Linked DNA regions of Mus musculus: regions 1 and 3 are each linked to region 2. A link is a loop called in an ENCODE intact Hi-C map of the cell type or tissue named here. Cell type or tissue: left cerebral cortex. All regions are shown on one strand. Each heading gives the region's core, and the rest is flanking DNA. Links, peaks and the distances in the headings are about the cores only.

What was found. Peaks named below come from ENCODE experiments on the same cell type or tissue, not always from the same donor. Only the 100,000 strongest peaks of a DNase experiment are listed, where the experiment ranks them.
Region 1: it touches region 2 in a loop (1.8-fold over the local background); 4 of 42 quality-filtered maps call a loop at or near these places.
Region 3: a loop joins it to region 2, with 2.3 times the contacts of the local background. A loop is called at or near these places in 2 of 42 quality-filtered maps.

What each region holds. Positions count from the first base shown.
Region 1 is chr7:65,464,583-65,475,436 of GRCm38, reverse strand. It overlaps a transcript of Tjp1 not described here. Among named protein-coding and RNA genes, the nearest start is that of Tjp1, 99 kb to the right of the region's middle. In left cerebral cortex, for the core only: a CTCF peak has its summit at 6,128 (motif pointing right); DNase peaks (open chromatin) are centred at 3,849, 5,044 and 7,048; H3K27ac peaks cover 1,309 bases.
Region 2 is chr7:65,363,683-65,374,536 of GRCm38, reverse strand. Tjp1 (tight junction protein 1) reads left to right here and starts at 3,293. Exons shown (of 27, transcript NM_001163574.1): 1 at 3,293-3,727. The coding sequence starts at 3,701. In left cerebral cortex, for the core only: no CTCF peak of the experiment used is centred there; DNase peaks (open chromatin) are centred at 3,231, 4,079, 5,172 and 5,287; H3K4me3 peaks cover 4,802 bases; H3K27ac peaks cover 4,294 bases.
Region 3 is chr7:65,501,453-65,512,306 of GRCm38, reverse strand. It overlaps a transcript of Tjp1 not described here. Among named protein-coding and RNA genes, the nearest start is that of BC046251, 75 kb to the left of the region's middle. In left cerebral cortex, for the core only: a CTCF peak has its summit at 5,662; a DNase peak (open chromatin) is centred at 2,761; H3K27ac peaks cover 985 bases.

The sequences.
Region 1 (10,854 bases), core at 1,971-9,970, 100 kb before region 2:
AATAAATCTTTAAATAAAAAAAAGTGGTGCAGTGCAGGCACATTTAAAAGTAGTTGCGGTGTGCAGCATTAGCTGTCTGCTCTAAATAACCCAGTCGCAGCTTTTCTGCAGGAGACGTGAGATTTCAGTTCACACTGATAGTTGGGCAATTGAGGACTGGGGAAATTGGCTCAGTGGGTAAAGTGTCTCCAAATTGAACAATGTGAGTTCGATCCCCAGAAACCACATACATGTGGGAAAAAGAACAAGAACAGACTCTACGCGTTATGACCTCCACATCTGCAGGCAGACACATACATACACACACATACACACACACATACATATACATACACACATATATGTATGTATGTATGTATGTGTATGTATATATATATATATATAATCCTACACACACACCACAGCACATATACTCACCACTCCTCTCTCACACACACCTCAAACCACACACTACACTCACATAATCTACAAATATGCATATGACACATATACACACGTACGTATTCTATACATAGCCCACACACAGCATATCACACATACATACAGACTATAAATATACACATCTCTCACATAAACACATACATACCACACATACACACATATACACACTCCAGTAAGTAAATTAAAATTTAAATATTGGGAGGTTTACAGAACTTCATTCTTACTCATATAGATCAAACAAAAAAACATAGTAAGGCAATATATGCTCTAAATAACTAATCAACAGGATCAGTAAGCGCTGGGTGTTGAATCCCAACAATACAGCTATACCTTGATTTCAAGTGCACATGATCTACTTGTATTATTTGATCTTACGTTAAGTTGGTCATTGTACTAAATAAACAAGATAACTTCCAGGCAGGGCATGGGCTCATGCCTGTGGTTCTAGTGTAGGCTAAGGTAGGGGAGTTGTACAGAATTCAAGGCTGTCCTTGGCTATGTAGTGAGTTACAGGTCAGTTAGGGGGACAGAATGAGACTTTGTTTAAAAAAACAAACTACCACCAACAGCATAAACATTCAAATAATTTTGGGAAACAGAAATGAAACAGCATTTTTGTGTGTAAGTAGAGGTTAATAGTACTGAAGGTAAGGGTGGGCACACAGTAGCGTTGGGTACAGACAACATTACTGAACTGTGCACTTAAGCACTGCCAAGGCAGGAAAGCCTGTGGGTGGATATTTTACCATATTTATTTTGAAGAAGTATTGTCAAGAGCACAGCAGTTACCTAAGGAAACCAGGAAGAACGTACGGTCAGTCTTGTTTCTGAGGTCATAGAATGAGAGAGGACAGACATGTTACCCTACAGACCTGGCTGAGGGTCACAGCTCACACTGTCTTAAGAACTAGGGAAAAGGTTCCTTCAGGATTCCCTTTCTGAGTGTGGTGGCCTAGGCCTGTAAGCCCAGCACTCAGGAGGCAGAGGCAGGTGGATCTCTGTGAGGTCAAAGTCTACAGAGTGAGTTCCAGAACAGCAGAAAAACTGTCTCAAAACAAAACAAAGCAAAAAAAGGTCCATTTACTGTGAGGTTCAAACTATTAAATAAGTTATGTAATTCATGTTTAAAGAAACTTTGTCATCATCTGTGGAGTTGTTGTCACAAAAGGTCCATAAACTGGGTGTTGTATAAATAATAGAAATATATGCATTACAGTTCTAGCAGCTGGGAAGTCTAGAATCAAGGGAGCGTTTGGGATCGGGGAGAAGCCTTTGGTGTGCTCGGGGATTCATACAGCTCTGTGGGGCTTATTTTAATCTCATTTTAGCAATCTTTACTGTCACACATAGTGACTTTTCAAAGACTTTGTGTGTGTGTGTCTGTGTGTACGCACGCGCGCACTGTTGTTACTGCTGCTGTTAATGTGCTGTTTTTGGTCCCAGTACTGGGACCTCCACACTGCTAGGCAAGTGCTGAAACCACTGCTCTATAAGCCTGCCTCTACCCTGTCCTGCCGACATGTAAGGTTTTAGTGTATGAGTTTTGTTGGGACACACACAAACTAAAGCACTTTATATCCCAGAAATATGTAAACTCAAAACAATTTTTGGATCAAGGGAAAAAAGGAATAAAATATAGAATAATGGTATAATAATAATAATACCATTAGCTTTTGGATTCTATGGAATGTGGTTGAAATAATGTTTAGGAAGATTCATAGCATAAAATGTCTGTGGGAACAAATTGAAAATAAATAAAAGTGATGGACTAAGCGGTAAACTCAGAAGACAACAAAATAAACTAAAATTAGATAGGATTAATAAATGCAAAAGCGGGCTGGAGAGATGGCTCAGCAGTTAAAAGCACTGACTGCTCTTCTGAAGGTCGTGAGTTCAAATCCCAGCAACAACATGGTGGCTCACAACCATCCTTAATGAGATCTGACTCCCTCTTCTAGAATGTCTGAAGTCAGCTACGATGTACTTACATGTAATAAATAAATAAATAAATCTTTTTTTAAAAATAAATACAAAAGTAGAACCTACTCAGTGAACAGAAACAGAAGACTTCGTTAAGCAAGGATTGGTCCAAGAAAACAAACAACAACAACGAAAAACCAATAATCCCACTTAACTAAAATGAACTGGTGAAAGATAGTGCCCTATTAGCTTTAATTATCAACTTAAGGCTGTCTAGAGGCATCTGATAGCAGAGATGCAGATGAGACTGGCCCGTGGCTATGTCTGTGGGGATTGTCTTCATTGTTAACTGATGCAGGCGGGCCCAGCCCACTGTGGGTGGCACCATCCCCTGGGCAGGCAGCCCTGGGTTGTGTAGGACAGTTAGCTAAGTATAAATCTGAGTGAGCCAGCAAGCACCATTTCTCCATGGTTTCTGCTTCAAGTTCCTGCTTGAGTTTCCACCTTGACTGCCCTCAGTGGTGACTTATGACCTGGAAATAAATGCCAAGTAAGTTTTTTTCTCCATTGAGTTGGTTTATAGTCACAGCAATGGGAAGAAAACTAGGACAGATATATAAATATATCAAAATAAGATACGGTGGGGGGAAATAACTGTTAAAACAGGAGAAAATATATTCTTTTCATAACTGTGAATATTTTTTTTAAACAAGATGAAAAGGGAACTTCCTATGATAACTGTGAAAATGTATCTTACTCCAATGATATCAGCAGAGACAGGAAGTCTGAGCCTGGCTACACAAGAGCACAGAAGAAGAGCTTTGGATAAGATTGTTCCATGCACTCATGGTGTCCTGGACGTCCTGTCCCCACCTCCATCCTCACTCCTCAGAACTGCTCACCCCACCCCCACCCCAGTCCATAAAGCTCAGATAACCCAGGGCTTTTCCCCAGATCTCAGAAAGAAAAGGAACGTTCTAGCCTCTTCTAATGAAGTGACTGTAACATTAATACTAAAGTCTGATTCTTTATCAAACTAAAAAGGTAGGGGCGGGGGGACACTAAAGAACAATTTTACTTACCAACATCAGTGCACATTTTAAGTGAAATGTTAAACTAATAGAATTCAACAGTATATTAATAGGCTTATTTATAGAATTCCAATACAATCCATGAATACGATGTGGTTTTAGCAATTAAAGTTGTTGTTTGACAATTTCATGTATATATAATGTACTTTGAATATACTTACCTCTCTCCCCTCCCATCCCTGTAAACCTCTTTTCTCCTTACTGGTCCCTCCCCAGGTTCACGACTTGGATTTGTTTTGTGACCCATTTAGTTTAACTGAGTCCATTGGATTGGAAGGGTTCCCTGGAGCCTGCTGGGGTTGTTGGTGGGTACACAACTGTTCTTTTCAGTTCTTGTTATGGTGCGGGGGATCAGACTCCTGCCAGGCAAGTTCTCCCCCACTGAACCACATCTTCAGCAGCACCAGCAGCAGCAGCGTGTCCGAGTGTGTGACGTGGGACCCAAAGCCTCAGACAATTTACGCAGGAACTTTAGCACTTGCCTACACACCCAGCTCCCCAGCCAGGGAGAATTTATGTTGGTTAATGGTCTCAGACTGTTTAGCCTATGGCTGCTTGGTGGAACTTCAGGGCAGGCAGAGGGGTTCTGGGGAAGCAGGGAGTGGAGTGGGGACAGGGGGTAAGGGGGACTGAGGGCTTTCAAAGCCTTTCCCTTAGTGACCTACTTCCTCTAACTTGCTTCCCCCAAAGTCTACCTAATTTCCACAAATAGTGCAACATGCTGGGGGCCAAGAATTTAAAACATGAATTTATAGGGACATTTCTTATTCAAACAATAAAACAAAAATCTTGATCCTTGAGTCTGAGGGGTGAAATTCGATCAAAATGTTTTATTGAAAAACACACTGTTGGGTGGGAGAGATGGCTCAGCGGTTAAGAGCACTGGCTGCTCTCTTCCAGAGGTCCTGAGTTCAATTCCCAGCAACCACGTGGTGGCTCACGACCATCTGTAATGAGATCTGGTGCTCTCTTCTGGTGTGCAGGCGTACATGCAGGCATACATGCAGGCAGGTGATGATGATGATGATCCACACTGTTAAAAGATACATGCTCTGTCAAAATGGCAATAAACAGCTGGGCAGTGGTGGCATATGCCTTTAATCCCAGCACTTGGAAGGCAGAGGCAAGCAGATTTCTGAGTTCAAGGCCAGCCTGCTCTACAGAGTGAGTTCCAGGACAACCAGGACTGCACAGAGAAACCCTGTCTCGAAAAACCAAAAACCAAACAAACAAAAACAAAAAAATGGCAATAAACGAAAGAATCTTGGAAGATTAGGGTCATGGGACAGTGGACCTCCAGCCCAGGAAACAGACTGGGGTGAGTGATGGAGGGAGCCTCTCCATCTCCAGTGGAGCTGTGATGGTGCATCTCATATGTCACAGCCTACTGGAGCACTGACCAGCTCCAGCTCCTGGAGGTGTTCCTGGTAGGCAGGAGCTGCTCAAGTTGTTTTCTGCCGGTCTGTTCCCAGGCTTGGCCTCTTGTGCTTGTAGGAAATGTGCTTCAGGCTGGAGAGGGAGTGGTTGGTTGGTGCCTCTTGGCATCTCTGCTGGAGAGAGCAGAGAACAAAGAAGTCGTTTTGGCACCCCACATCTTCCCGAAGTTCAGGAATCTAGGGGGGCGGGCACACAGGGATGAAAATAGTTTAGTGCAAGGAAACAATTAGTAACTTCAAGGCAGCTGGGTTCAAAAGGTAGCAGAGCGTCCCAGGTGTATGGAGAGTCGGGAAGCTGGATGGAGGTTTATCGAATGAATCAATCAAAGGGACGTTGAAATTATCCCAGGAGAAGTCCTTCCCTGCTGCCTCCGGTGTTTTACCAAAACCATAAAGAAGTTGGAAGGGTTTTGCAATCAATGCGCCTGTAAGGAAAACCCAGATTCTACTCTTAGTCATTTTGAATGTCCGCCTGTACATCCACCATCCGTTTTTACTCTTCCTGGTTCATTCCAAGTGAACTGAAGACAGTGGCATGCTTCTCTCTTCCGGGGAATTTTAGGAATTTGAGGTGAGAGCAGTCATAAAACTAATAGACAGGGCAGTGCTTTAAGTCGGGTCAGGAAGTTGCCTGGCTTTTCCTGCAAGCTATGACTCAGTGTTTGAACAAGCGTCAGGAGCCACCCTCCTGTCCTTGCTCAGCAGGAGCAGCAGGCCCCGCTGCTGACTCCCCAGGCTGGCATGCACCACCCCTCTGGTCTTGCACCATCGCAGGTCTCTGCCCAGCAAAGACAAACATTCCTCTGCACCTGGGACACAGCTGGGACCTAAAGGCAGCCAAGAAAAGGAAGTTCCTGTTTGCAAGGAAAGGCTGAGGCAGTCACTGCTTAATTCCATCAAAACATCGAAGTGGGCTTTAGTTTATTCAAGCCATTAGCTTCTGCTGCCTCCCCTCCCTAGTTGTTTCGATAATCATTCTGGTGTCTGTCTGTTACTGTGAGTATAGAGAACAAGACAGCTGACGTGAACTCCAAGACAGTTATATGTAATTAAATGCTAAAGGAAAAAGATCATTTGCTCCATTTCTACCTGCGTGGAAAAGTAAAAAAGAAAAAAGAATGAACCTAGTGTCCGTCCCTGAAGTAGACCCAAGTCAGAGTGTGCACTGAAACCTTTGTAATTATTATTTTATTATTATTTTATTGTTTATTTTTTTATATGAGTACACAGTAGCTGTCTTAAGGCACACCAGAAGAGGGCATCAGATCCCATTACAGATGGTCGTGAGCCACCATGTGGTTGCTGGAAATTGAACTCAGGACCTCTGGAAGAACAGTCAGTGTCCTTAACTGCTGAGCCATCTCTCCAGCCCACGCTGAAACCTTTGTGATCCGTGGCCCTGTCACATTCTTTACCTGGCGCTGCCTCAGTTTCTCCATCCATACGTGAAGTTGATGGGGCTCTCTCTGCCTGTCTGGCTTATGAAAATTCACATGAACAGTACTATTATAGGACATTTTCTGCAGTCTCATCTCCCTTGCAGAGTCTCCGTACCACAGAGAGAAGAAAGAGGCCTGATAGGCCCTGCCATGTAGTAATTGGGTGCTTGGTCCTGCTGGGGCAGAGGGAAGCTCTGGGAAGAACTCACCTACCAAAGGGTGCAGAAAAGATGGGGATTCTTCAGGAAATGCTAATACCCAGGCTAACTGGGAAGGAGATCTGGTCCCAACAACTACTATCCTTCCCCCTTCTGGAGCCTGACCCAGCTCCGTCACCCAGCCTGACACTCTCACTGCTCTGGGTCCCTACCTCTGATCTAGTACACCAGCAGGCTCTACCCTCCCAATCTGACCCTGCTCATTTCCCTAATGAAACATTTGCTCCTTAGCTGACCCCTTGAAAATGAGAACTCCATGATTGTAAGAACTGGGTGCTTTTGTTGCTGTTTTGTTTTGTTTTGTTTTGTTTGAGACAGTGGTCTCCTGAAGCCCAGGTTGAGCTCAGACTCACTGTGTAACCTTACCTGATCCTCCTGCCTTCCTCTTCCGAGAGAGCGATCGAGTGCTGGGATTGTAGGCATGTGCTACCACACCCAGCTCAGAACTTTGTTTTATCACCTCTGTGTCACCAGAGCCCAGAAAAGAACAGTGCCTGGCACACGGCAGACACGCAATACAAACCATGGAGTAGATGAATGAATCATGGGCCCAGTACAAGGTCAGAATGCAAGGCCCTCTGCTCCTGAGACATCTCAGCCGATCCCCTGAGTCGGCTTGGGAGAGAGGACCTAGTTTGCCTCCATTATGGCTGGGGGGTTGGTGATTCGATTCAGTGTAGGATTCTAGCCTGTGTATTATTTCCCTTTGAAGTCAAAAAACATTGTCTATGTGTGTTGCTTCTCTTTTTCCTGGTAGGGTAAGAGCTCACGGCTCCGTTTCCCCCGGGATCTGCTCTCATCTCTATCTTCCTGCACAAGCATTGAGATGATCTCATATTTAAGGACACGTCTTCTATTGTTTCTTTAATTAAATGCCTTCTTTCTCTTTCTGGGGAAATCCTGTTAACTGAGAACATCCACATCAATTCTTGACTGTTTAAGACTGTGTCTCTGCAGCCCAGACTGGCCTCAGACTCAGTGATATAACTTAGTATAACTTAGGTTGACCTTAACCTCCTGCTCTTCCTATCTCTGCCATCTGGGATTGGAAGTTTGAGCCACCACACCTGGTTTCTGTAGTGCTGGGAGAGAGGGCGTGTGTGAGTGTGTGTGTGTGTATGTGTAAGCATAGGGCTTTGTGCACACTAAGCAAGCACTCTCCTGCTTTGCTACACCTCTAGCCCTGGTTTATCACTTTATACTATTCACCTGAGGAGTTCTATGCCTTTGCTTTCAACCCACCTAGCGTGTTTTATTTATGGTAATTTTCAAGAGCCTTTCCTCCTCCTTCATCTTGGTTTCAGTCTATCACGCTGTAAAGTTTTTCTACAATGACCTCTAACCCTTTGTTATCTGTTCACCCATGAGTCACTAGAAAGCAGGAACACTCCCAAGTTCACAGCCTGTACTATTCAAAGTAGCCAACTGGTAGGGGCAAGCCATCGCTCATTGACAGATGAATAGATATTTAGCCTTTACAAGGGAGGCAGTTCTGAAATACACCACAGTATGTGTGAACCTGCCAGAAGTGACACCAGTAAAAGAAGTCAGGTGTCACAAGCAACAGATAATTGTGAGTCCACATACACAAGTCATCTAGAGCTCTCACATTCACAAGTTAACAGAATAATGATTGCCAAGGCTGGGTCGGGCTGCAGGGGCAGACTCTGGCCGTGGTGTCCAGTGGCGACTGGAAAGATGAGCACCTCCATGATGTCTGGTATTGATGACTGCACAGGGTGAATGTACCAAGCCGGACCTATACCCTTCTGAATGGTTAGGGTGGTGAATTTTACAATAAAAAGGGAAGACCTGGTGGAGATGTGAGATGCTCTAGAGCAAGCAAGCGTTCTCTAAGAGGAGCTTCTGCTCTGGGTCTGAAGAGGCCCTAGGGTCATTCACCCACCAGGCTTCCCTGTGAGTCCTAGTGTCCTCCCCACCTTGGCTCTCTGGCTGAGTGCTCCCCACCTGCAGCCGAGGCTGGTGGGTGGGGGTGCTCACTCAGAGCAGAGGCCTCCCTGCCAGTGCTCTCACCAGCTGCTGCTTCCTCATCCTGTCCATGCTTCTCTGCCGAGTCTCTAACCCCTCCAAAAATGTTGTTACTTCTGTATCTCTTGGTTTTTGTTTTGTTTTGTTTTGTTTTTGACTGAAGGATTTTTGTTGATAGTGGGGTTGTCTGGGTTTCAAGAGAGAGAAATGATAACATGTAGCTGTTACTTCTTAGTTAGACGTTGGTGTGGGTATTTTTTAATAGTAGCAGTTATATAATTATAGGCATAATACTCTTTTTCATCTATTCACACCCAGAGGAAAGTTCAAAATGTTTTTATCAGGTCTTCTTATTGTCCACACAATCAAGTCAGAATCTTAAACTACTTAGCGGTGGCGAGCCGCCTCCGTGGGTAAAGGGCGCTCTCCTCCAAGCCTGACGACCTGAGCTCTGTCCCTGAGACCTAGATGAGGGAAGCGGAGAGCAGGCTCCGGAAAGCTAGCTGCCTTTTGACCTTCGCAAGCACACCCTGTGGTGTGGCACATTGGCTGGCACCTTCCCACTGTAACAGACTTACTGAGCTTCAGATAACGACTGCAAGTCACTGTGCCCAGCTGAGCTGGAGTTCTCAGTGTCCTGATGAGACAAGACCTCCCTCTCGCTCCCTCCTTCCCTTCCTCCTTCCCTTCCTGCCCCTCCCTCCCTTTACCCCTTCCTCCCCTTCTTCTTCTTCTTTCTCCCTCATTCTGTCTCTCCCTCCCTTCCTTTACTCCTCCCTCCCTTCCCTCCCTTCTTCTCTCCCCCCCCCCCCAACTCTCTTTTCCATGTTTTAATTATTTTTCTTCCTTGATGGTGTCACCCCATTTTCACCTCCCATTACTCTCTTTTGTCACCCCCACCTTTAATGAACCCTTCTTCCTACTCAATCCCCACCCTGTCTGCATGTCCTTTTGTTGATTTGGGTTTGTGAGACACCGAGTTGAATAGGGTTTTGTTGCATGGACAAGGGGTGAGGTTATTTCCTGGGGCCTGAGTACCTTAGAACTGGCTCAGCACTGAAGACTAGGACTCCATCCTCAGCCGTTCAGTACTGATTGGTCCTCAAGGAAGGGTGGGGTCTCCCATGCCTCTCCCATCTGTGCAGGGATGTTGACCATCTCAGTCTTGTACCACCCTTGTATAGGTAGCCACGGCTTTGTTGTGTTCATGAGTTCACTGGCTATGTCATGTCCAGAAGACAGCATTTCACAGGTGAGGCATTTCTTAAAACAGAAGTCAATGGTAGCAACAATGACAGACAGCTTCAAGGACTGAATCTGAAGTGTCTCACCTTTGTGACTTCTCCAGAGGGAGTTGAAATAACCATCCAAAATTATGAAAAAAAAAATTAACATTGATTTGGTTAAATATAATCCAGAAATATAGATCATGAAAGAGGTGCATGTGTTGTATGTGTGTATGTGTGCCTTTATGTATGTGTGGGGTGTCTGTATGTACGCATGTGTGTATCTTTGTGTGTGTGTGAGTGTGTTGGCATGTAGAATGATTGGGGGGTGTGGCTTGGAGAGAAAAGGCCATATAATATCCCAGCTCACTGTTTGGTAATACTATATCCCAATTGTGTAGTGTAGCTTTAGAAATGTTACTCAAATATAGCAGTAAGTTGGCTTTAAACCTAATTTCTGGATATTAAACCTAATATCGTGGATTAACAGTTAGATCTGCTATGTTGAAGGTGAGGTCTTCGAGAAAAATTCCAATTTTGAATGACATCAGACGTTATGTGGGCTCAGGAACTGAGCAGTGAGACAAGGAAAGCTACCAGGACAAGAGAACACTGTGTGTTGTGACAGTGCTTATGTAGGGATTTGAAGCACCCCACCCCCCCATCCCGTGGGTTTCCCTTAGCCGCCATCATGGAAAGTAAATATGAATTTAATGCTACCATCTTTTTTCCTTTTTTAATTAGGGATGAAGTTAATCAGCCTCTGGTGGATTAGATGTAAGCATTGCTTGTTGCCCATTGAGGAAATACAGTGATGACTTCCCCACTTACTCTGTTATGCTAAATTGTGTGTGTGTGTGTGTGTGTGTGTGTGTGTGTGTGTGTAGGGATAACATACACTACCCTGGGCACTCCATTGCCCTTCTGAGACCTTAGAAAACTCTGGCCATATATTGAACAACAGTTTGTTAATTATTTACAATGTAGCAAGGCTTTCCAAATAGTTACAATTTATCAGTCCTTCTGTATATACAGATTTGAAAGTGGAACAGCTCCCTCCGACTAAGTAAACTTTGCAGAAATCATGCACAAGG
Region 2 (10,854 bases), core at 1,708-9,707:
CAAAGGGACGAGCAAGGCAGAGATGCTGGGAGGGTAGATATGATGCAAGCACTGGCTATGTTCTTATGGAAATGTAACAGTGAAACCTACTAATATGTACAATTAATATTCGCTTATGGTAAAAATCAAGTAGCATCGATCATTAACAAAGTTTTTGTATCTTTATTGTAGTTGTATATATATATATAGACACACACACACACATATAAAACATAAAATGTTTAGTAACCTTTAGGTATACAACTTATAATGTTTATTTTAAAATGATACAAATAAGGGCTGGTGAGATGGCTCAGCAGTGAAGAGCCAAGCATAAGGACCTGGGACCTGGTAAAAGGAAAGAACTGACTCCCCTACTCATTTCTATCCATTGAGGTGGGTCTCTCCTTTCTCAGTAGCTCGGGCTGTTCTGGATCTCACTATGCAGACCAGCTTGCCTAGGGTTCACTGAGATCTGCCTGCCTCAGCCTCTGTCCTCTGTTGGGGTTAAAGGCATACACTACTGTGCCCTGACTGTTTAAGGACTCTAGAAATTTGACAAGTCAGAGAAAGTTTGTTCCCATTTTGTTCTGCCCTGTGACTATGGGCATAGGAAAGTCCTGAAGCCATCCACAGACTCCTTAGTGATGTGGCCTGGTCAGAACACTCTGTGACAGTACCCTACTGTTGATACCTCGGGGGGGGGGGTGGGGGGGGCTAAGTATACTCTCTCCCGTTGCATTATCAAGATCACCTCATGGTGCCCAACATTTCCTCTTTCCTTTCCAGGAATAAACCCACAGCACTTATGAAAAGCAACCTCACTATGCCTTTCTAGAGGTGGTTGTCTTTTGTTTCGTTTTTACAGTAGAAACATAAATATCCATATATAATGAGTGAGTGTAGACACAGTTCATTGAATCAAGGCCATGGTACTTAGCAATTCTAAGATTTCTAAAGCTGCTGTATTCAGTTCCTTTCGCTCCGCTCCGACCGACCCGACCGACCGCAGACACCAGAAGTCCCACAGGAAGTTGTGCCTCTGAGTGTTGTGGTTTTCAGTTTCCTGTTCCTTTGCATTAGATCAGAAAGAAATCTGCACACAAAGGGAAGAAATGTTTGGTTGAACTTTCTTGTAACTTTCAGTGAGGTGCTCTAGCTTACTTGCATTTCTCCCTTTTAAATTTAAATTCATGAGAATGATAGTGATGATGCTATATGCGCTCTACTCCCCCATATTGAAGCCCTCCCCATAAACTGTAGAGAAACATCCCCCACCCCCAGTCAGTTAAACTTTAGGGAGGAGATAAGATTCCTCCAAAAGTGTTTTTCTTTAAAAATGATTTTTTAAAATTATTTTTGTTAGGATACAAATTAATAGGTTTCATGATGGCACCCGCACCTTCATTTCTGTAAATGATGGGACCCTTCCCTTGCTATTTGGAAAAGATATACAAATATAGTTTGGTTTAGATATTAAGAATATCTATTCACAAAAAAAAAAAAAAAAAAAAAAAAAGAATCCGGGCGTGGTGGTGCACGCCTTTAATCCCAGCACTCAGGAGGCAGAGGCAGGCGGATTTCTGAGTTCGAGGCCAGCCTGGTCTACAGAGTGAGTTGCAGGACAGCCAGGGCTACACAGAGAAACCCTGTTTCAGAAAAAAAAAAAATCTATTCAACTTACCTAGTGCAGCTTATAGTTCATGTTAGATAATTTAATTTGGTTACTCAAAATACCACTGGAAAAATTTTAAGAATGGTTACATTATTTGGAAATTTTTAATTGACACACTTTTTAAAGCAAAGTGTTCTGAAAGTGAAATGGTTTTCCTTGATTTCATTTTTTTTTTAAAGCCATGGCAAGATAAGACCAATCAGGTAAATTAGATGTAGACACGATGTAGTGATCTAATATTTAGCTTACATAATAGACTTGATAAACTGATTGACCAAAGAGAAAAGGGAAGGAGTAGGCGCATCAAACTGCTAGGCAGGTTTGCAGAGTGCATCTCTTATTAAATGGTAATGCCCTCCCTGGTATGAAAGTCCTTCAGGAACCGCTTTCTCAGCCACAGCACACCCAAGTCTTTTATAATGCTGTTTTCTCATAGGATAAATTTAATCACCCCCTTTGAGAGAACACAGGACACTTTGCCTGTGAAATAACTACACACACCACAACTAAAACAAAACAAAACAAAAAACAAAACTGACTTTAACTGTTTTCCTACATGCCGAGAAACAGGGTTTGGTTTGCACGATGCTCTTTTCTGGTTCAGCTGGCTTAGAGTTACAAAATACTTGACTTTGAAACCTTAATTGATGTTTACATTTCATGTATGGATATTTCCAAGTTAGAATTAGGTTTAAATTGGTCATATAGTTGAATTCTCAAAAGACAACAATAGTCTAAAAGCCGATGCTTCTGTCTCCCTCTTCCTTGTATGGCTACTGTAGCACTATGCTAGGTACTTTAGGATGTTATCTAATGTTACTAAATTTTTCTAATATTCCTTAAGAGCTTTGCAGTATACAGAATGTAAATTAATGAAGCTCGAAATAGTTTTCTACCTAATTTTTTTTTTTTTTTTTTTTTGGTTCAGCAAGACAGTTGGCCTAAGTTTGCACAGTGGCCTATTGAACTTGTTGAATTCCGCGTGTCCTTACATCCTTTTCTGGTTTAGAAAGGCAGGCAGCCTGCTCTGTCTCTTCAGGGGCCAAGAATTTCAGCAATCTTGATAGCCTAAAATATTCTATTGAGATCCCTGTCTAGCGAGGCGGGAGAAGGGGGCTGGGATTATCTCAGTGTCCAGATTTGTACCTGGTTTATTTAAGGCAGTCGGTTTGTCCTGAGCCTTCTAGAACGCTTCTGTTGTGCTTTAAACAAAAACATATCTCCAATGGGGTAACAGTGCCGAGACACATGGTGACAGTTGTGACCATTGTTACTTGCGAGGCTAAAGAAACCACAGTTGGGTATTGGCCAGGCCGACCTTAATTGTCACACTCCTGCGTGGGGCCCATCTGGGGTTGCTGGTTGAGGAGAAAGTAGACAAGTCTGTGTAGGGAGTCAAAAAGCTTTAGTACACAGGAGTTTGGGGTTCTCGGGGGTGGGGGTGAATCGAATTCTGCCGGATCTGTGATAAAAACAAACAGGATGGATCGCGCGGCAGCGGAAACCGCCTAGCAAGTAACTTGGGTAGCCGAGCTTTTCCTTCCGCGCGGGGGTCGGACCCGGCCTGGCCCCGCCCCTCGCGGAGGCCCCGCCCCCGCCGGCTGGGCATGCTCAGTGGCCCGGTCCGGCAGGTTTTGCGTGGCCGCCTGAGTTGCCCGCGACGGCTCTGCCCGCCGACGGCACGTCTCTCGGCGGCCGCGCGTTCCGGGGAAGTTACGTGCGGGAGCAGGCTTTGGAGGAGACGCCCGAGGGTGTAGGGGACAGCCGGAGGCCCGGGTACTGCGGAGCGGCGAGCCGGCGGAGGGCGGCGGAGGCCGAGCAGGCGGCCGGGTGTGCCCCGCGGAGAAGCCCGGGCGGGGCGGACGCTTCCCGGACTTTTGTCCCACTTGAATCCCCTCCCCGTGGGCCGGGCCTTTCCGGCCTCCCCCGCCCCTGCCCCGCTCGTCCCCGGGAGATGTTTATGCGGACGGTGGCGTGAGGAGCGGGCGGGCCGGCGGCGCGGAGTTTCGGGTCCGAGGAGCTTCGCGCGGCGCGGAGAGAGACAAGATGTCCGCCAGGGCCGCGGCCGCTAAGGTGAGAACCTCTCGGCCAGCCGGGCGGCGGGCTGGGCGGCGGGGGGCGGCGGGGGAGCCTCGCCCCGCCCTCCCCGCGGCGGCAGCCGGGGGCGACCGCGGCGGGGCGGTGAGGGAAGGCGGGAGGGCGGGCTGGGGGTGCGCCTGCCGCCCGGGCAGGTGCACGGCTGCCGGTGCCTGGCTCCGGCTCGCGCTGGGAGGCGACGTGCAACAGGTCCCGCGCCTGGAAAGTCGCCCCGGGTGAGGATTCTCAGGTCCCGGGAGCGTGTCTGCGGAGACCCGGGGGTGTCAGCTGCAGCAGGAGGGTGGGTGGGTAGCCGCGGGGCTGGCTCTGGAGGAGTGGTTGGTACCCGACGAAACCCTATAGTTTCGATCTGATGTCACCCGCTGCGGTATGCGCAATGGCAGCGATAAAGCTTGGAGACAGCAAAACACTCAGCTCTAGAGTAGCTATGGTTTATTTTGAGGTTTATTATTTATGTGAGGCCACAGAAGGAGGAAAGTTTTTAAGCACTTTAATTTCAACTTTCAGAAGTAGCACAAAGTGTCCCTACACATGGACAGTAAGATGGGTGCAAACCAAAAGAGCCCGGTGAATTCTGCACAAAACAACTTGCCTATTTTCCTGTGTGCTTTGAAGTGTGCTTCTTGACAGTGTGTTATATTATTATTACATTAGGCTAAAATTCTTAAAGATGAAGTAGAATCCTTCTTTTGTACGTTTTAATTAAAAAAAAATCCTAAAGTGCTTGCTTTTTCAATGACAGACATACAGTGTGAGAAAAATCAATCCGTTATTCAAACAGCTTAAACAGGTGGTGATTTTATGTAGTTTTCTATTTGAAATACTTAATCATAACCTTTGAGAATAGATGGAAATTTCTGAATTCTTGACAGGACCTTGTTTCTTTGGCAGATACAAGGTTTAGTATAGATTGTTTTAAGGAATAGAGTATTGCTCCTGTAGGAGTAATTTAGTTTGTATCTTTTTTTTTGAGCAAACATTGATAAGAGATCTAAAAGAAAGACTGGGTCCAAAAACTAGAATCAGTGCAACATTTGTTACTTTTAAAATATAAGTGATGATATTTGCATTTGCTGGGACTTCCTTTCCTGGGATGAAAGGCTTTGTTGCCATATTACACAGAATGTCAGTTTGTTTCAGAGTGTGAGCTCTGGTACTTGTTAGTCAAGACAACACACTTGGAAAGTGTTATTCCAAGAGAAGTGTTTCCAATAGCTTGCTGTGGCAAGGTGATTTAGAAGGTGTGCTTTTACACATAAATTATGGTATTGAGATCTTATGGCACATAGGGGCACCTCTGTAGTTAAATATTTGCGTCCTTAGCTGGGAACTGAAGGGTTATTTTCTTGGATGCAGTCTTACATAAAGCCAGGCCCTCCCTCAATGAGCTAGTGAATGCAGTGTTAACCAGTTGCCTCCTTCCCTAAGTCACATTTATTGTTCTCAGGGAACCCAAAATGCTTAAGCTCCAGCTCCATGGTTGTTTTACATAGGGTGCTTTTGTTTCTCCTACCCCTGTGAAGACATACAGACACTCGTTTTGCAGCCTGCTCTTGTGTTTTTGGCACAGCAGTTGTAGAACTTGAGTGCGTCAGTACTTTTCATTCTCCAGCTTTGTAAGGTCGAGTAGTTTTCACCATGCCGCTCCAGTCATCACTGCCTTTTGGATGGAGCTGTTGGGCTTGTTTCCAGGATATTGTTATTGCAATGAGTATAATTTATATAATTGTATTTACATTTTTGTATTGTACACCTGCTACTCTATGTCAGCTTATTAAAAGTGAAACTGCTATGCCAAAGAGTGCGTTTCAAATTCTGATATACACAAACTCTTACTCCAAAGTCTTTACCTAAGAATAAACACAGCAAATATTGGTGAGTTGGCCTGAATCTTGATGAAGGACATAAATCCAAGTCAGTGCCATAAAACTCTGTGGCTGACGAGAGTCAATAGATTTACCCATGGTCCCTGAATTGATGGTTAAGTGCAGCGACTTCTAAGGAGAGTTCCATTGTGGTGGTATAGAAAGCATGTTAGCTGAAGATGTTTATCTTACCACGTAGATGAATGCAAGGAGAAAGTCCTTTCAGAAAACCCAATTTATTATAAATTCAGAGTACTTTAAAATAGAGAATGGAGTCACATAGTCAGAAATAACATATTTATGGGCTGTTAGTGATTGTGATCAACATTAAATATGAGCTAAGATAGCGGGCGTGGTGGCGTACACCTTTAATCCCAGCATTTGGGAGGCAAGAGGCAGGCGAATTTCTGAGTTCAAGGCCAGCCTGGTTTACGGAGTGAGTTCCAGGACAGCCAAGGCTACACAGAGAAACCCTGTCTCGAAAACACCAAAATAAGTAAATAAATAAAATGAAAAATATGAGCTAAGATTAATCTGTGGGGGTAATTCAATTGATTCTCACAGTAATGCTATGAAGTGGAAGCAGAAAGCTTGTGATATGCACATTTAAGACAAGCAAAAGGGAAAACTGAATATATGTCAAACTAAGTATAGATCATCGGGAAAGAATCCCTTATTTCATAAATAGAACTACAAAGACTGGTATCCTGTTTTAAAAGTTTCTCTTTTCTGCTTCATATGAAACAACAATAAGATCCTGATGACTCTTGGAGTTATTTCTTGTGGGTGTGTATGATGGAGGTACGTGCTGTGGTGACATGACCAGTGGCGCTCAGATGACAGTTTAGTGGCTTTGGTCAGGCTTGCATCCATGAGTCACAAGCATCTTTAGTCACTAACCATCTTTCCTTCCTTGCCCCTCATGAAGGTTTAAACGTTTGAAAAAATAATTGACAAAACACGAGAAAAGAAGTGCAGGGAGGCACAGACACGCACGCGCACACGCACACGCACAGGGGAGTGATTGGGAAGGGATTCTCTGCTGATGATAGTGAGTAAATAAAGGGAAAGAAAGGCCTGTGTATGGTGTGCATCTGAGTTTGCAGTGAGGTTTATTTACTAGCATACCTGATAACAGTTACTCAGAAGTTGAAAACAGAAGTGTGGGGATGGCTCTCTGACTTACCGTGTAATTGCGTAATTACGTAAGGGAATGGTATTAATAATTACTAGGAACAGTTTCATTGGCTGACCCACAGAAAGTGGCTGAAGGAAGTTGCGCTGGCTTCTGGATTTTCAAGTTGTATCACTTTGGAGGAAACAGTACAGATTTCTGTGCTGTCCTCCTGGGCTGTGTTCTTGCTTTGCTGTGTAGTGCGATGTTTGTGTCTGAGGAACAGTTTTGTTTTTCCTAGTGGCTATGTCTGCGATTATAGTGTAGACGGACATAAAAGTGATTTACACTTTTCTTCTTTAAACCATTGCTGTCTATTGTAAGGATTCTCAGGCAGCTATCAACTGAGGCACAGTGGATTTGCTTTTCAACAGCTGAACATATTTTAACCTTAAGAACTATAGAAAATAGCTAAGGTAATGATCAAAACTAATTACTACACGAGTCTTTCTAGATGGGGATTGTTTGCTGAGTTAGCGGATGAGTATTTGCGTCATGTGCTTCCAGAGTAAGCAAAAACTCATCTGAGGCTTACGATTTCCACTTTATTGTGTCTACCACCATTTAGGATATTTGTTCTAGTGATGCTTCCCCACCTACTTTGCTCAGTTTGCACAGTAGTTTCCACCAGAATGTATTTTAGTCACAGGCTTTTGAGTATGTTGGTGTGTTCAGCATTTTAGGTGCTATTCATTAAAGCTTTAGTTCATGTAAATTGGCCGATATTCCTCATTACATTATATAGCTTTTAAGATATCTTCATAGCTTATTGACAGAATGCTGGTTTCCCTAATAGATGCTATCATGGTTGGAGCTTGTAGAAAGTAAACTTTTATTTCGGACTCAGGAAGACTCAATGCTTCCTCTTGCTTGCTGTGGTGATAGTGTCAGCCTCACTCACCAATCGTTAAGGAGCTTGAAGTAGTCTGTGCTTTTAGAGCTCTGATGGGTATTTAGAGAACTGTTGCTTGTTTGGTTTGAGGGGGAAATTACAGATAGTTGCTTTTTTTTTTTCCTAGAAACCGTGTTCTGCCTCTTGACTTACCTGCTCTTTAATCCTTTTCTATTTAGAGACCTAGTATAAGCTCAGTACAGATGTTAAGAATAAATAAAATAGGTTATAGTGCTGTTAGGGAAATGTCTCTAAGGGAAAAAAAAAGTTTTTAAAATCCTTTTTGGAGTGTCTTTTAGAATAATAGACTTGATGAAATTGTTGGAAATGTCATTTTCTTTCTTGATCTAGCTGTGATGTGTTAATAATTTAGTCTCCTGAAAGACAGGGGCCCAGCTTTTAACTCCCTTGATGTCAGTCCTCATGTGCCTAGCTGTAGAACATCCCAGGCCTGGGAAGCTCGCATTCACACTCTCTGCCAAGTCCCCACTGAGCAGCCTGGTAACTGCTGACAAGCATGGGGCAGGGTGGAGGGGGAGGGGCAGCACTGCCAACTAACCTGTTAGTCAAAATTTTTATCAAATGACAAATATTAAAAGACAGTTTTCATTTAGAATGATGTCCATGAAATATTTGACTGGAATGGTTTTTTTTTGTTTCAACTCTGAACTTTGAAAGGCAATATTAAAAAATAAAAACTTGTAAGTTTGGAAAGAGATAGACATTAGGATAGGATAGTTTATTTACCAAGTTTCAAACAGTCCAACTTGCTGTTTCTGAATAGCATTTTCTTTGTAAGCCAGCAATAAAAATAGGCCTTTTTCTCTCTTTGACCTAGAGTACTGTTTAATTTATTTATTGCAGAGAAGAGTGGCTTCAGGTTGCTCCTTTATGGGCCAACTAGGCTCTTTATTTCCATTTCTTCTTAAGCAGATAAATTCTTAATAATGAGTGAGAAGAGAAGCTTGGTAGGTATGAAGGAATGAGTCATGAGTTTCATTTTATAACTTGAAAATGGATAGAATAATTGGATTCTGAATGATTGGCTGTGCAGTTGGAGATAAAGCCAGCAGTGCCAGACTTTGTCCTGTGAAGCACACCATTGGCGTGGTCTAAGCAGGTCTTGGGCTGTTGTATTTGTAATGTATTGTACTAAGTCTTAACTGTGGCTGCAGTGAAAGAGCGGTTTAGTAGATTTTGTCACATGCGCATTTTTAGTTCTTTGTCAGAACGAGGTGTTTTTGTGTTGACAGAATACTGGGAGGTAAATTGCCACACAGAGAAAGGTCCAAAGCAAAGGTAATATTTTCTATTGATAGTAAGTTTGTTTTGATTGGCTAAAACCTCTTATGTTTTTAAAAATAGAGTGAATTCCAAGCCGGGCGTTGTGGCGCGCACCTTTAATCCCAGTGCTCGGGAGGCAGGCAGATTTCTGAGTTCGAGGCCAGCCTGGTCTACAAAGTGAGTTCCAGGACAGCCAGGGCTATACAGAGAAACCCTGTCTTGAAAACAAAACAAAACAAAAACAAAAACACCCCAAAATAGAGTAAATTCCTAAGATAAAAATTTCCATTTTCAGCAAGGAGGCAGAGGCATGCAGATCTTTGTGAGTTTGAGGCCAGCCTGGTCTACAGAGTCAGTTCAGGACAACCAAGGCTACACAGAGATCATGTCTCAGAAATTAAAAAATTCATTTTCTTCTTGGTTATTTTAGGCATTTTTACTGTTTTGATATTGGTGTTAGTGTTAAAAAAAAGTTTTTGTTATGAGTATTGTTTTGAGATGAGGTCTCATAAAACTAAGAATGACCCCAGACTATCTGGTTCTTCTTTTGTCTCCCCTCCACACTGCTCAGTACTGCTGTTACTAGTTTAAGCTACTACCATCATCTTTCGATTTCAGTTCTGAAATTGTTTTTAAAATATATGTTAAATTTATAAGTAGATCTTCTAATTCTAGAATTTAAAAGGATACCAAGAATGACTAATTAATTTTAACATTGAGTACATTTTGTTTTAGTTTTCTGCTCTTTAGAAGTTTATATAGCTTTAGTATGCAGCTGCTCTGTAGTATAATGATCAGTTTTAAAACTTGTAATTCGCCAGGTGGTGGTGGCGCACACCTTTAGTCCCAGCATTCGGGAGGCAGGCAGAGGCAGGCGGATTTCTGAGTTTGAAGCCAGTCTGGTGTACAAAGTGAGTTCCAGGACAGCCAGGGCTATACAGAGAAACCCTGTCTTGAAAAAAATCAACCCCCCCTCCCAAAACAAAACAAAACAAAAACACTAACCAAAAGCCTTGTAATTGATTACATAGAAACCAAAGAGTTTTGGGCTTGGTATAGCTCTTAGTTGGTACAGAGCTTGTTTGTCCAGCATGCACAAGGGCCAGTGTTCAGTCCCTAGTACTGCATAAGTGCATGCCTGTAATCCTAGCCCTGGGGAAGAGGAGGCCTGAGAATCCCTAGCTATTCCTAGTTATCCTCATCTGTGTTTCTCTCTAGCTAAGGAGTTCCAGATTATCTCACCTGTAACCTCAGCAGTGAGGACCTCAGGCAGGCAAATCCTGAGAGCTCCCTGGCCATCCAGCCTTGCCTAAACAGCCAGTTTTTTGTTTTGTTTTGGTTTGATTTTTTTTTTTTTTTTTTTTTAACCTCAATAGAGACACCATCTCAAGGCAATAAGGTAGAGAATGATAGAGGAAGATAGCCAATGTCCTGCTCTGGCCTCTACATATTTAACGCACAATGCTCAGGTCCATGTACCACATACAGATACAAGTTCAAAATCAGCTTAGGCTACACAGTGACACCTTGCAGCATGCAGAGAAGAAAAAGGCTACACCAGGAAAGGAGTGGAGGTGCGTTCTTGCAGTCTGAGTACTTGGGAGGGTGATCTAGAAGGAGCATAGTGTTTAGCCATAGCAGCCACATAGAAAGTTTTAGAGCTATGTTGGAGAATGCAGAAGTAGTAATATTATAAAGAAGAGTACCACACAAGGCGAGAGAAACACAGTCTTTTTGGGATGCAGTTACAGTTACATTGACAGTAAATAAACGGCACCAGGGCTGGAGAGATTGCTCAGTGGTTAAGAACATTCTTTGTTCCTGTAGAGGCCCAGATTTGATTCCTAGCACCCACTTGGTGGCCACAGTCAGCTGCAGCATCAGTTCT
Region 3 (10,854 bases), core at 1,830-9,829, 140 kb before region 2:
GTCACAGGACTCCTTAACAGGCTCCTGGGTAGTTAGGAGTGTATTAGTTCTCATCTCCTCCTCTTGAGTTCTGATCAGGAAAGTTCCCAATCATAACAATACTGCTGATTATTATTCTGTTAAATATATCAAAATAAAATTAGAGTTTAGCCTGAGACAGTAAACCCGGTACCTTGGGGTATCTGGGATTTGTGTCTCTTTGTCATTGATGGAAACGGGAGCTCTGTAAACATAAACACTGCATTTATTTATTTATTTATTTATTTTTACTTTCAAAATATTTTCAGTTTTGGCAATTATTTTTGAATTGTTGTTCTACTTATTTTACGTAAAATTGCTCGTGAACATCTTTTATAACACAGGCCTAACAAGGTGAAATGAGGCTGGTTAGAAAACACTTATGAATAACCAGAAACAACGGCTGAGCTAACAGCGGGGAGGGGGATGACTATAGAAAACACGTGTGTGCTTCAACATGAAGAGCTTTGCGCTCAGGAGGGAAAGGTCACTACTCTGAGGAACAGAGCTGAGTTACTTGCTGGCGTTTAAGAGTGGGAACCTGCTCTTAGTGTAGTGTTCAGCATCATTGCTGCGGGCGTACGATGTTAGCTGGTCCACCTAGTACACGGTAAACTGTGTTTCCCTGCTGAAGCAACCATTCTGGTTGGGAAGGAGGCTGCTCTTTCTTAAAATGTGAAGGTGTCGGGAGGGGGATTCCTGATGCTGTCCACCACTTCTCTGACATGTTTGGGAGCTGGGTGGCTTGGATTGGGGTGGTTTGGGGTGGCTTGGGATCTTGGCATCTTTACATATCTATAATGAGATATCCTGGGAATTGGCCCCAAGTCTAAGAACATCATTCATTTATGCTTCATAAACATTTTTTACACAGATTTTTGGAGGTGATTGTATTCAATGCTGTAGTGAATTTATATTTTGGTTATAACTTGTCTGTTGAGTTCATTATGAGGTCTACTACCTAGGACAGCAGTTCTCACCCTGGGGGGTCGCACACAACCCCTTTGGGAAAACCTTTGTCTATTATAGTTCATACAGTTATGAAGTAGCAACAATAATCAGTTTATGGTTGGAGTGGCTCCACAACACGAGGAACTGTATTAAAGAGTCGCAGCCTTAGGAAGGTTGAGAACCACTGCCTTAGAACTTTATGTCATTGGGAATACTTCCCACAAATACAGGTGAATATTTAAATGATCAGGGAAACCAGACTCAAATATAGTTACCTTTTCTCTGTGATTATCAAATGAGGTTTTAAATTGCTGATAATTTCCCCCTTGCATCGATCCAGCCACAGTCTGGCTGATGATCAAGAAAGGAAGAAGATAGCACCACCCAGAGTGACTGCCTTCTGCAGGGTCAATCTCCTTCTTCTGGAAAATCTTTGCTGCGTGATTTCATCTTAGAGGTGAAAGGTCAGAGCCTCCTGGAAGGGCATTCATTGTAGCACTGTTGCAAAACTGGATATGGATGCTCAGAGAACAGTAGTGGTGTGTACTCCCTTTGCCCTGAAGGATGGTGGACTCTGGCCCACTTTGCTCCTTCTCTCTTCCACTTGTGGGGATATAATTGCAAAGTCTGTGGCTGTAACCAATGGGAGTCTTTGAATTTATTTTCTTTCTTTCCATACTCATAATGAGCCATGGCATATTTACTTTACTCTTTGAACATATGTATACATTGTTACATGTTTTATACAAAAATTTTCCCATTTGTAGAAAAATAAATGCATATTTAAGAAACAAAAAAAAAACAAGAGTTTAATAGCTTTGCTACTTCCACTTTGACTTAAAATTTATACTATAATGTCTAAGTACATAGAATCTTTGGCATGGGGCTAAAATACAATTGTCCTTGAACAACTTGCAGGCAGCTCAACAGGTTGGAGATTGTCTCTTTTAGGCTAGTCTGAGACTCTCCTAGGCAGCTTGTCTTGTCTGAGAGTGTCTTTGTAGCTTACTACACTTGAGGAGGGAGGAGCTTAGTGAACCTGGTAAGTTTTAGGGACTTCCTGAAGCTGTGGGAGTTGTTTATGTTCAGAGAACTTGATGGAATTCCTATGGGATGGGATGTTTTAACACACTCTTAACACATCCTGTATCTTACTAAACTTCCCTCCAAGGTGGAAGACTTTATTGCAGAGGAAGCTGCTGCCTGGCCAAAGGAAGGCTGTCTGGTTAAGGCCTCTGAGAGTATCCGCTGGATAGGAGCAGATAAGCTTTATTCTAGGAAATAGTTATAGGTGTCTCATTATCAGTGTTCTAATTCACAAAACCCGACAGTTTTGTCTTACTAGGTACCATTTTTAAGATTTATATAAATACTAAATACATGGCTGATTATGCCTACTACTGAGGTTAAACAGAAGCTGGGTATGGTAGTGCATACCTTTAATTCAAGCAGTCAAAGGGTAGAGGCTTTCTGAGTTCTAAACTAGCCTGGTATATATAGCAATCCACGACAACCAGGGCTACACAAAGAAACCCAGTCTCAAAAATAAAGAAAGCAGACAAAAGAAAAAAATAATAGAAAGAAAGATCAAGTTCATAAGCTACCATATTTTTACTTTTGACTTTGAACTTTTCAAGTCTGTCTGAGGAAGAATTCCATCATAACGCTGCTTGGGAAACACATCAAGTGTAGCTAGAAGCAGAGCCCTATCACGGAAGCCTCAAGGTCCTGTTCCTGGCCCAGAAGCCCTGGGATCCAACTGAGAGCTGGCCTTCTTCCCGGACTCTGATTGGTGCCATTTCAGTCCTGGGGAGAAGCAATTGTTTCAGCTTTCTCTGTGGGGATTAAATGGGACTGGCATTCTAGCTCACTCTGTAAACCCTGGGGCATAATTGATCTTCTCCATAGTGCACTGAGGGGCCTGGACTCCACCCAGTCTTTCTGGTTCTTGACAATGTGTCCAGAGATACTTGGTAAAATCTTGCCAGACCAGGCCGGAGGTGAACAAATTTATTCTATAGATGTCTTTTTCCTAGAAGATCTGAACCTTCTTCAACATTTAGTGCTACATGGTTCTCCTTCCACCCCAGCCCCGCCCCAACCCCCTTGGGGATGCTAGAGTGATGAATAGCCCTCTTCTTTGTGTAGTTGGTTTCCTCTAAATCAGCCAACTGTGGGTCAGAAGTATTTGAAAAAACACTTGTGTCTCTACCAAAGATGTATCCTCTCTCTCTCTCTCTCTCTCTCTCTCTGTCTCTCTCTCTCTCTCCTTTTCTTTTTTCTTTGAATTTTTTGTTTTTGAGATAGGGTCTTACTATGCAACCTTAGATGGCCTGTAACTTATTTTGTATGATAGGCTAGTCTCAAATTCAGAGAGATCCAAGTACTAGAATAAAAGGCATGTGTCACCAAACCAAAAATAAAATATACTGTTTCTTGTCATTCTTACCCAAACAATATAGTAAACAGCTGTTTATATATCGTTAAGACTCTATTAAGTAGATGGACTGGAGAGGATTTAAAGTGCGTATAGGAGTGTATGTGTATGATGTATGCTATTCCAGTTTTTATAAGGGACTTGTGAATCCTTGGTTTCCTGCAACCATGAAAGCCTAGAACCAATATCGCATAGATGCTGGGGGTAGGGGTAACTGTGTGGAGGGAGAGTGTCTCTTGCAAAAATAGACGCCATGATCACAGAAACTCTTATAAAGGAATTGCCCTTATTTAATTGGGGCTGGCTTACAGTTTCAGAGGTCCAGTCCCTTATCGTCATGGCAGGAAGCATGGTAGCTTTGCCGTTTGGTGATGGAGATGATGCTGGAAGTGTAATGCAGATGATGATGATGATGGGTATGCTGGCGATGATGGAGAGGTGGTGGAAACAGGCTGTAGAGATGGGGTCATATGGGAGGATGTGGTGTGTACAGGGAAGTGTAGTAGCAGTGGTGGTGAGGGGAGGGAAGGCAGGCCATATTGACTGTAGGGGTGTGAGTGCCTTTGGCTGATGGTGCACTGGCCACTTGAGCTAGCAAGTGTGTCCTCATCCGGCAGGGAGACCAGAGTCTGTGACTCAGGAAGGAGGACATTCATTAATGACTGTGGTGACTGGTCTACCTGTGAATACAGCCGTTAAGGACCAAACCATAGAAGCTAAAACATAAGAGGGGTAAACTGTAATCGGTATTATGCCACTTCCTGACAGAGATGCATTTCTGAGGCCTCTTCGTATGTCCAGAGATCTGTGTCATTGTGAGAATGATTCTCCCATAGGAGTCAGAAAGCATGGGCCAGCGGTGTTGACAGGTCTTAAGTCATATAGATAGATGATGGTTCAATCTGCCAGCCAGGTAGAAATTAGGATGCTCTTGATACTTTTAATCTGAAAAGGTCTTATAATTCCACTTCTGCCCACAACACGTGGCTTTATTAAAATTGTATATTTCATGAGTGAGTTTGAGGTATCTAATTAAAATTTGTGCAAAATATGACCAGATGGTGTTCAGTTTAAAAAGTCAAAAACCGTATGGATATACTTTGAGGGAAGTATAGCCAGATGACCCCAATACAAAGGGTCATGATGGCTGCAGTTGTCTTTCCCTTAGCTCTGTGAGCATGTCTGTCTGTCTGTCTGGACAGATTGGTCCCATGTCCTCCCTCATCCCTGGGTGTTTTTGTCATCTAAGCTTCCAGAGTCAAATGTCTGTGTACACTTTCTTCCACAGTCTCCAAGACGGATGACATCAACGGTGTCATAAAACTAGATTGCTTTGTACTAGCTGATGTAGGGTTAAGGGCTCAGTAGGGCTCACTCTGTGTAAATGTTTGTCCATCAAAGGAGGCGATGTAGATAAGTTACTAAATGGCTTTATGGCAACAAGCTCCAAGGCACTGGGAGTGGAAAATACAATCAGCTGTTTTAAAAATGACACTGGGGGCGGGGTGCCCATGCCACAGTGCCCCGCTTGAAGCCAAAGGACAACTTGGAGAAATCAGCTCCCTCCTTCCACCATGTGATTTGGGGATTGAAGTCTTGTCATCGGGTCTGGTGGCAAGCTCCGTTTTCTGCTGAGCCATCTTGTCACCGTCAGCGATGATCTCTGCACTGCCCTTCATGTCTTGTCCATCTGAAAGAACCCTCACTGTGTCTGTACAGTACTCCTCAGCAGAAACACCCCAGAACCCTCACTGTGTCTGTACAGTACTCCTCAGCAGAAACACCCCAGGACCCTCACTGTGTCTGTACAGTACTCCTCAGCAGAAACACCCCAGAACCCTCACTATGTCTGTACAGTACTCCTCAGCAGAAACACCCCAGGACCCTCACTGTGTCTGTACAGTACTCCTCAGCAGAAACACCCCAGGACCCTCACTGTGTCTGTACAGTACTCCTCAGCAGAAACACCCCAGGAGCTGGTGCACTTCTCTGGGTGTCTGACGTCAGGTCAGGCAGCAGCCACTGGGCGGCTGTCACTGGGCTGGGCTGGTTGTTCTGTGCCTGTCCCCTCTCTCCCCGTAGTTCACTGTGCTTCTTCTGCTTACTGAAGACAATTTCACAGAGAGAGAGAGAGAGAGAGAGAGGGAGAGAGAGAGAGAGAGAGAGAGAGAGACTGAGACTTAAGGCAGTGCTTCCCAGCCTTCCTAGTGCGGCGACCCTTTCATACAGTTCCGCAGGCTGTGGTGACCCCTAGCCGTAAAATTACTTCACTGCTGCTAGATAACTGTAATTTTGCTACTGTTATGAATTATAATGTAAATACATGGGATAGCAGAGGTGTGGCCCCCAGGTTGAGAACTGCTGCTCTAAGACCAGCCTTCCATACTCAAGTCTCAGCCTTAGAGGTACCGCTGCCGCAGTGAGCACCCCCTGCGGTGGGTCCCAGATTGTGACTTTGTCTTCATTTCTTTCTTTCTACTACCACTGTGTGTGAAAGGAAAGATTGCCTCATCCACTTATGAGTGTGTGTATGTGTGTGTGTCTGTGTAGACACACACACATAATTGAATTGATTAACTTTTATTTTGTGAATGTGTGTGAGGATGTGTATATTTACCTCTGTGTGTGTATGTATGTATGTATGTTTGAGAGAACAAGAGAGAAAGCATGTGTTCAACTGTATGTGTGCACCTGTGTGAGCTAGTGTGCGAGTGTCCACACGCTAGAGTGCATTGTGCATTCAATTGCCTTATCTCCTCACTAATACGCATATCAGTTCTTTACCTCAGGACCCCTTTCTAGCTCTCACCTTCCTGGTACGAGTCCAGGAGTGAGGAATCTGACCCTCAATACCCTTAGATACTTTCATGTCACCCAGTCTAACTCTATTCACTGTAACCAGTCTCCCAGTCAGTCCTACTCCTACTGGGCCAGTGTCCACGCCACGCAGGACACTGCATTTCATGTAGTTCATGTGCCCTACATGGCTTGGGATATTCTTATCTGGCAGGAGCAGTGTTTGTGCAGAGCGGTAGACTGTGTTCATGCTTTGCAGATGGAAGAGTTTGAAGCACCGAGGTCTGTCAGCACGTTTCCCTTGATTTTCCTCCTGGCCATGCATATGTTAGGTTTAACAAACAGGTCTGAATAATCACCATTTCAGACGTTTGTCAGGAGACTATCAACTGATGATTCTGGGATACAAGTTTCTATCTCGTACAAATTCACACACCCACCTGGGCGCACACACACACACACACACACACACACACACACACACACACACACACAGTCACAGTGCGTGGTCATTCACTGGACTTTCAAGTGTCAGGAGAACCTAGAAAATCTTGCCTCAGGGCATTTTCACTTTTTTTTTTTTTTTTTTTTTTTTTTTTTTTTTTTTTTTGGTTTTTTGAGACAGGGTTTCTCTGTATAGCCCTGGCTGTCCTGGAACTCACTCTGTAGACCCGGCTGGCCTCAAACTCAGAAATCCGCCTGCCTCTGCCTCCCAAGTGCTGGGATTAAAGGTGTGCGCCACAACGCCCGGCGTGCATTTTCACTTTTGCCATGACTCTTTTCACGTGTGCTGGGAATTGCTGAGCCCAGGCTGTGCTTATCCTACCAGTGCCCTGTACCCCCAAATCCTTGATCCTGCACTTGGAACCCAGTGGGAATCACTTAAGGGTGAGGAAGGCTTCAGAGTGCTCTTCAGTGATCACTGGATCACTGGGTGACTGAATGATATCTAAATGGAAGGACTGAGTTCACATGAAAACGGACCAGCCCTGCATTGCTCTATGAGATTCCTGGAAGAAGTAACCGCAGACAAGCCTGAGAGAGACATAGGTGGCCTGAGAGAGACATAGGTGGCCTGAGGCTCAGTAGCCGGAGAAACACGGTGACAGATGCTGACACTTCGTGTCTACGTCTGGCTTTTTAACTCAGACAACAAACGCATGAAATCTTCATGATAGGTTTTCAACCTTCAGATCTTGAGCCAAGACAGTGGGCTTTGTAAAAAAAAAAAAAACAAAATAGCAGCCAATAGAGAGAATTCACAGGACTGAAACTATAGCCCACAAACATCACGGTTGGTAAAATAACATTTATTTGCATAAAAAATGAGTTGATCTGAGTGAAAATAATTTTCAGAAAGATCAGGATAAAAAAGGCCAAGAACAGTTTCACATATTTTACAAAAAAGTAGATGAAACCTTACGTTGGTTATAAGAAATATTTTTTTTTTCTGAAAAGTGACCTGAGATGGTATGATTTTGATTCTTATATTTTTATTTATAAACAACTGGGTGGGAAAAATACTCAGGGCTTCTCCAAGATCTGGTTAGAGTAATCACTCAGTAGAAATAGGACACTAAGAGGTATAATACCTGTTTCCTAATGATTTCCAATATTTGCATATAGATATTTCTTTTATCCATTTTTGAAAGTCTCACTGTGTAGCCCTGGCACTCTTGAATCTCTGTAGACCAGCTGGCCTCAAATTCACAGAGATCCCCCTGACTCTGACTGTAACTCTGCCTCCCAAGTGCTGGGATCAAAAATGTGCACCACCCTCACCAATAAGTGCATATTAACCCAGAAACATAGAACACCCAAGATACAATTTGCAAAACACAAGAAAATCAAGAAGAAGGAAGACCAATGGGTGGATACTTCATTCCTCCTTAGAATAGGGAACAAAATACACATGAAAGGAGTTACAGAGACAAAGTTTGGAGCTAAGATGAAAGGATGGACTATCCAGAGACTACCCCACCCGGGGATCCATCCCATAATCAGCCACCAAACCCAGACACTATTGCATATGCCAGAAAGATTTTGCTGTTATATCTGCAAAGGGACCCTGTTATAGCTGTCTCGTATGAGGCTATGCCAGTGCCTGGAAAATGCAGAAGTGAATTCTCACAGTCATCTATAAGATGGAACACAGGGCCCCCAGTGGAGAGAAGCTAGAGAAAGCACCCAAGGAGCTGAAGGGGTCTGCAACCCTATATGTGGAACAACAATATGAAATAACCAGTACCCCCAGAGCTCGTATCTCTAGCTGCATATGTATCAGAAGATGGCCTAGTCGGCCATCACTGGGAAGAGAGGCCCCTTGGTATTGCAAACTTTATATGCCTCAGTACAGGGGAACGCCAGGGCCAAGAAGCGGGAGTGGGTGGGTAGGGGAGCAGGGTGGAGTTAGGGTATAGGGAACATTCGGGATAGCATTTGTAATGTATATAAAGAAAATATCTAATTAATTAATTTTTAAAAAGTGTGCACCACCGACACCTGGCCCAAATGTTTCTTCTAAATGTTTAAGGATAAAAGAGTTTAGTGTTGCTTTGTATTTGTATTCTTCGTATGATTTTTGAAAGAAAAACATTTAGAGAGAGAGAGAGAGAGAGGGAGAGAGAGAGAGAGAGAGAGAGAGAGAGCAAGTGTGCATATGCTTGCCACAGCACGCATGCCAGGGCAAACATGTAGAAGTCAGAGGACAGCTTTCGAGAGTCAGATCTCTGCTTTCACACTGTGGGTTTCTGGGATAGAACTCAGATCGACAGCCTTGGCAGCAAGCACTTTTACCCAGTGAACCATCTTGTATTACTGTGTGTTAAAAGAGGGCAGTGTTTTATAACTTGCAAAATACTCAAGTGATTTCTCTAATAGTAACATGATTAAAGGAAGGCTAAGGAAAGTCATGCTGGGACAGACGGCCATCTGCCAGCAATCCTTGTTAAAGGAGGTCTACTCCTTCTAGCTTGCTCCCTTGGGAACCCCACCCTCTGCTTTTGGCTTCCACAGTTCCCGGAAGAACCAGGTTTCTAGGTTTTGCCTGTGCCTTATCATGACTGGCAGTGATTTTTTTTTCCTATTGGACTTATCTGTAAAATGAGCTCCTTCAAGGCTGAGGCCAGAGTATCGTACTCATCCCTCATTATGGTGCCCACATAGATTCTAAAAAGTGTTGACTGACCAAAGGACAAGAGTATTCACTTAGGAAAATAACTCGAGAATCTCGCAGATGCTGGCTCACGTGGTGTCTGGGGGCCCCTTGTCCTCATCGGTTGGCCCCCTACTCTCAGTTCATTAAGCAAGCATTTGACCTGAAATGCTGGCCCTGTATTGGAAACTGGAAATGGTACTGGAGTGTGACTGTCAACCCTGGGGGTAGGAGCTGCATTCCTGGAGGGCAAAGGATCTACCAGGATTATCGCTCTCATTAATTTCCAGCAAGAGAGGAGTCAGAGGGAGTTAACACTGTACGGAACAAGAAATCTGGCTATTTATGTAACTAGGAATTCCAGAGACCCGTCTGACTGCAATGTGCCAAGTGACAACCAATTAGTGGCAGATTTTTTTTTACCTGTTGTGGTCACCTTCTTCATTAAGCATCTGTATTCACCCAAGGTATTCCTAAGACATTCTTACAGCCAGCCTCTCCAAGATTTTTTTTTTAAGAAGCACTTCTAATATGGAGCCTTTGAGAACTCCATTCTTCTGAGTACAGACCTCTGTCTTAGTCCAATGGGCTTTCTGGCTTAGTTCTGTGGCTCAGAAGTTTGTGTCTGTCCTGGAGCAGTGTCAACATCTCATACCTGCTTAGAATCCCTCTTCAACAGCAGCGGGTCACGGGGGCGTTCATTCATTCTGATTTTAGGCTGGATTGCATTAATCAGAATTGAATAGCGCCTGTTTAGAAATTAGTTCTTAATGAAATGAGGAAGGAAATTAAGATCTCAAAGAGGAGGCAGCTGGGATGTCACTGGAACACTCTGGTATACCCTGAGTCTCTCAAGGAAGCAGACCCTGGATGCTGTAGTTCGGATTGTGAATGTCCCCCTCAAAGGCTTTGTCCCTAGCCTGTGGCACTCTTAGCATGTGGTAGACCCTTTAGGACCTGGGGCTTAGAGAGAAAAAGTTAGGTCTTCAGGGAGTGTGACCTTGAAGGGATATTTTACCCCCAAGCCTCTTTCTGTGTGGCTATATTTTTTTAGCCACCACACTATAAAGAGGCTTTCCCAACCACTCTCCTGTGGTGTATTGGGCTGCCACAGGTCGGAAAGCAACTGTAGACAGAAACCATGAGCCACCTTAAGCCTTTTCTATTATTAAGCTGGTCGGCTCTGTTATTTTGTCTCAGTGATCTGATAAACATGCTGGATTTCGATAGACCCTGTCCCGGTCTAGTGCTTAGATTCCGTTTGCTCGCCTGTGCTAGGGACCAGCCTTCCCTCTCCATTTCTCCCTCCAGCTTGACTGTTCCAGCCCCTGCATGTAAATTAAGCACCAGCCTCATAGCCAGAAGATGCACAAGCCTCACCTATTTTAGTTGAGCTGGGGCTCCCATCCCGCATCTCAGACCCGTCCCATCATCACCTGCTTGCCTGCCTTTGGATTGGCCACAGCCAAGCAGAGTATAAACACATGTTATGTGTGAC